Linked DNA regions of Homo sapiens: region 2 is linked to region 1. Evidence: chromatin loops called from intact Hi-C (ENCODE). Cell type or tissue: PC-9. All regions are shown on one strand. Region 1 has its middle 34 kb from the start of IYD. Region 2 has its middle 18 kb from the start of RAET1L.

Evidence for each region. A loop is a pair of places that touch in the nucleus more often than their neighbours do. Peaks named below come from ENCODE experiments on the same cell type or tissue, not always from the same donor. Only the 100,000 strongest peaks of a DNase experiment are listed, where the experiment ranks them.
Region 2: it touches region 1 in a loop (5-fold over the local background); 3 of 110 quality-filtered maps call a loop at or near these places.

The regions. Positions count from the first base shown.
Region 1 is chr6:150,333,835-150,336,334 of GRCh38, reverse strand. No RefSeq gene overlaps it. Among named protein-coding and RNA genes, the nearest start is that of IYD, 34 kb to the left of the region's middle. RefSeq lists a silencer at 868-1,162. In PC-9, CTCF peaks have their summits at 787 and 986 (motif pointing right); no DNase peak of the experiment used is centred here; H3K27ac peaks cover 103 bases.
Region 2 is chr6:150,006,336-150,008,835 of GRCh38, reverse strand. No RefSeq gene overlaps it. Among named protein-coding and RNA genes, the nearest start is that of RAET1L, 18 kb to the left of the region's middle. RefSeq lists an enhancer at 1,785-2,500. In PC-9, CTCF peaks have their summits at 1,291 and 1,502 (motif pointing left); a DNase peak (open chromatin) is centred at 105.

The sequences.
Region 1 (2,500 bases):
GTCAACACTCTTCAGAAACCAAAATTATATCACTGAACTGGGGTTGAGGAGACCTTTGGCGAACTTCTAGAAGTCCTGTTAGGCAGGATGTTTAGAGATGGTGGCTCCACAATTTCTATAGGAGAGAGTTAGGAGCAGCAATTGGTTGGAAGACAGGACTTAAAGTTGCTTTGGAGTGGAAAATGTCAAAATGTAATCTCATATAATGGGAAAACCAATTGATGAAGATCATGGCTGAAGACTGAAGGTTCCCATTCCCGATCTCTTGACACCAACAAGTATTTGAGTTCTTGTTATCACTATTTACACCTAATAACAAACTGCTAATTTTTCCTATTTTATTTTTCCTTCTGGAATAATAGTAACTTTTAATAATGGTGTTGCTACTTTAAGCCTTTGGAATTAATCTGCTTAACTCACTTTGCACCATGCCTAGTAGGAAAAAAAGGCTACTTAATAAATACGTCTTGATCATAAAACTATACAGCACTTGATAGATGGGATAGCCATATATAATGCCTTCATATATTTGGAACAAAATATCTTACTTTTGTGCTATTTAAGATTTAGTGCTTTCAAAAATAGTTGGTTTTGCTTTTGTTGTTGTTGTTGTTTTACTGTTTGTATTTTATTAATTTTTCTCTTTCTTCCCCTCTCCTCTCCTCACCTTTCTTCTCTCTCTTCCTCTCTTTCTTTCTCTCTCTGTCTCTCTGGTTGTCTTGGTCTAACAAAACATGGCTGGAAAAAACACTTAAAAGATCCTTTCCTCTTTAGAAATCAACTCATGAAAACCACCTAAGCGAAAAGGTAATATTTTTCAGTTTCAAAAAACAGCCAGACAAAATGTACTGAGAAGTTTCCAGGGCTCCAAAGTACAAAAGATGTCCCATTCAACAGTTAGGCTGTCATTCTCTGAGACGTTTGGTAACATTTCAAGATACATTTAGATCTGCAAATTCATTTTCCAAGAGGATTCACCCAAGAACTGACCTTGCAACTCAGATAAATGGCCACAAGGTGGGGTGAGAGGTACAAACAGGACCAATTGAAGCTGCTGCAAAGTTTCCATGAAATGTTGAATTAATACATTTTATTTTTCCATGACACAATTACCTATTAGACAATAGATCCTACATGGTCCTATTAGATTCTATCTAAACAACCACACTGTATTCTGAAGATTTGCATAAAGGAAGATTAACATGAACCGTAGAAGTATGGCTATTTGTGCACCTACCTTCCCTGACAGATAGGAAACCCCTGAGGCAGGACTATCTCTTCTCATCCTTGTGTTCCTATGGATTGATGGCAGTATAGGAATGGAACCTACCTGCCCTAAAAGGTGTTTGGCAAATGCTCGTGGAATTGAGGTCTTGGTCACCAAGAGGAACCACAGTGTAGCCATCAAATCCTGACATGATCACACCTTTCCCCTCTAATTTCTCTCCTGGGTTTTTCTCTTTGGGGCTGTGTCTTTCCCGACCGACTAGTCAGGTGCTCCCCCAGGCCTTGGCTGTGGGATCCCTGGCTACCGTGAAGAGTGAAAACAATATGAACGTGGCAGTCAGAAGACCTGGAGTAGAGGCCTGCCTGGCAGGACTTTGGTTAAGTGGGTGCAGCTCAAGGACAGAGACTGTGCTGTGCCCCTTTGGCTTTCAATGTGAAAATCCCCCTACAACCAGACACACAGAAAAAAAATCACCATAATAAATACAAGAAGGCCATAGACTGAGACTGGCTGCGTTACTATGACTGGTAAAGTGAGGGCATTGATTAAGACAGAATAGAATCCTGTCCGTTGGATCAGAGATGTGTGGGAAGACCCTGATGAAGCTGGGGACACTGAGACCCTAAATTCTGATGAGTCTTTTCTGCCAGTGAAAGAGACCTCGCAACCATCAGCAAAAGTGGCCTTTGCAAGCCCCAGCAGAAGCGCTGTCCCCAACCCGGGAGATGTGGCCTTCCTACCCAGCAGTGATACCAGCCTTTCTACATCCCTACGAGGGGTTTCACCTTGCATGGCCAGAGGAAATGTGAATGGCCTCCCCTGAGGCAGTTGCCATGCAAGGCAATGCTGATTCTCCTCAGAACCCGCCCCCCTCACCCCTGTTTGCTTCTAGACCTATGACCAGACTCAAGTTCCAGCAGGTTCCTAAAGGTGAGGGTCGACGTGTGGCTTGTGAGGAGCGCACTACACTGCAAAAAACTACTTTATGTTTCCAATTTATACAGACAGAAACCCAGGGAGAGTGTGCAGGGAGGGATATCAAGGGTATGGGATAATGGTAGAAGGAACATCAAGTTGGATCCGGCCAACTGTATTGGTGTGGGCCCACCAAACAGAGATTCTGCGTGCAGTGTTGCACACAGGGAGAGGGAAAGGGCTCTAACAGTTTGCTGGGTTGATTGACTGAAATGTGGGTCAAAAAATGGCCCGCCATGAGCAAACTGAAAATGTCCCATCTCCCTTGATTTAAGGTAGGGGATGGGATTCCAGGGT
Region 2 (2,500 bases), 330 kb after region 1:
CAGGAACAGAAGCTGGATGCAGACACCCAACTCTGTGCCAGCACCTGTGCCACTGGGGACCTGGAGCCCAGGGCGTGACACACCCGGAGGAAACAGAGGGCCCCCACGTGAGTCACCGAGGCTCTCGATGCTGTCACAGCTCCAGTGGCCCCGCCCCGCCCACTTGCAACTCCAGGCCCTGGGGCTGGAAATACTTGGATCCTGGCTCCCTCTCAGACCCTAACCCTTCTTTTCTCCTTCACTTTCCTCCTGGCCCCCTTATCTTTTCCCAATGCCATTCCTGCTTTCAGACTCATTCCTTTTTTGCTTAAATACAAGATTTTCGGCTAGGGCGTAGTGGCTCACAGCTTTAATCCCAACACTTTCCGAGGCCAAGGCTGGCGGATCATGAGGTCAGGAGTTCGAGACCAGCCTGGCCAACATAGTGAAACCCCGTCTCTACTAAAAATAAAAATAAAAATAATTAGCCAGGTGTGGTGGTAGGTGTTTGTAATCCTAGCTACTGAGAAGGCTGAGGCAGGAGAATCACTTGAACCAAGGAGGTGGAGGTTGCAGTGAACGAAGATTGTGCCACTGCATACCAGCCCGGGCAACAGTACAAGATTCCGTCAAAAATAATAAAATAATAATAATAATAATAATGACAACAACAATAACAAAGGCAAGATTTTCCTGGCCATGGTGCGCCCTAGGCTCAGTCAAACCATATGAAGACAGCAGTTTGCTGTCCATCATCACACTATGTTTTCTAGAAGTTTCTATCCTGATGAAGCACCCCAGACTGGTTGAAAACCAAAGTTACTCTTCCTTGGAAAATCTTTGTGGACACCCAGGTGGGCATACAAATTTCCAAGTTGTGGCCGGGAGCAGTGGCTCACACCTGTAATCCCAGCACTTTGAGAGGCCAAGGCAGGTGGATCACCTGAGGCCAGGAGATCGAGACCAGCCTGGCCAACATGGTGAGACCCTGTCTCTACTAAAATTGCAAAAATTAGCCAGGCACAGTGGCAGGCACCTATAATCCCAGCTACTTGGGAGGCTGAGGCAGGAGAATCACTTGAATCCAGGAGCCGGAGGTTGCACTGAGCTGAGATCATCCCACTGAACTCCAGCTTGAGCAATAGAGCAAGACTTCGCCTCAAAAAAAAAAAAGTAGGGACATGGATGAAGCTGGAAACCATCATTCTCAGCAAACTATCCCAAGGACAAAAAACCAAACACCGCATGTTCTCACTCATAGATGGGAATTGAACAATGACAACACTTGGACACAGGAAGGGGAACATCACACACCAGGGCCTGTTGCGGGGTAGGGGGAGGGGGAAGGGATAGCATTAGGAGATATACCTAATGTAAATGACCAGTTAATGGGTGCAGCACACCAACATGGCACATGTATACATATGTAATAAACCTGCATGTTGTGCACATGTACCCTAGAACTTAAAGTATAATTAAAAAAAAAAAACTAAAACACGAAAAATGGGCAAAAAAATTTTACCAACCTCAATGCTGCCACCTTCAGGCCCCTGGAGGTTACATCCTCCGCTCCAGCTCCCCTCTGCACCTGTGCTATTCCTCCCAGCCCCACTCACTCCCACAACTGTCTCATTCATTCACTGGTTCACTCAGCCTCCAACCACACTTACATCATGTCAGGCTCACCAGGTGATGGAGAAAAAAATCATCCTCTGTGGGTCTGAAAAACATGCCTGAGTCCTGATTGCGGGTCTCGCTTTCATTTCCACCCCCTCACAGCACACTCAGGGCCATGAAGAGGCCGCGGCCTGGGTTCAGAGCTCCAGCTCTCCTCAGGGTGGGCCTGGCAGTTGCTGACTTCAGGGAGGGCGGCAGGGCTCACAACTGAAATAGGAGACCTGCCCTGGGTCCTTAGCATGTGCAAGGACAGGGTTCCTTGTAGAATCTGCTCATTTCATCTGTGTTCATAGCATTTGTCATTTTCCACATGCGGACATCCATGCCCAGAAAGCTGAAGAACCTTGCACAGGAATATTCAGCTGCAATATCAGCTGACTTCCATGTCTGAATGCATGATCTCTAAATCACAGCCATTACAGTCACTTTTGGGCCACTTCTATGCCCATCCTGGGCTGGCCTGAGTGTGGTGGCCAAATGCCGGCAGCAGGGGTGAGGCAGGAGGGCCCAGGTGTGCACAGAGGCCCCTTCTCCTCTCACCTGGCTATCCTGCTGGAGGCTCTCCTGCTGGCCTCCTTCTGCCTTCCTCCTGTTCCCCCAGTCACTGGCCCAGGTCACCCAGCCTCACGAGTGGTGCTGCCAGGGTCTTCCCAGTGGCCTACTTCCAGGACTAACCCGGGTTCCTTGTCCCCAGCCCTATGCATGGGAGGCTCTTCTCACAACACAGATCCCCAGACCCACCAAGCTATGCCCCTCCGAAGTCTGAGAACTGCTCACCCCCGTGTGTCTGTTGGCCTGCAGACCGCTCTCCATGTGGCCCTTCCTGGACAGTGGCTTTAGTGCA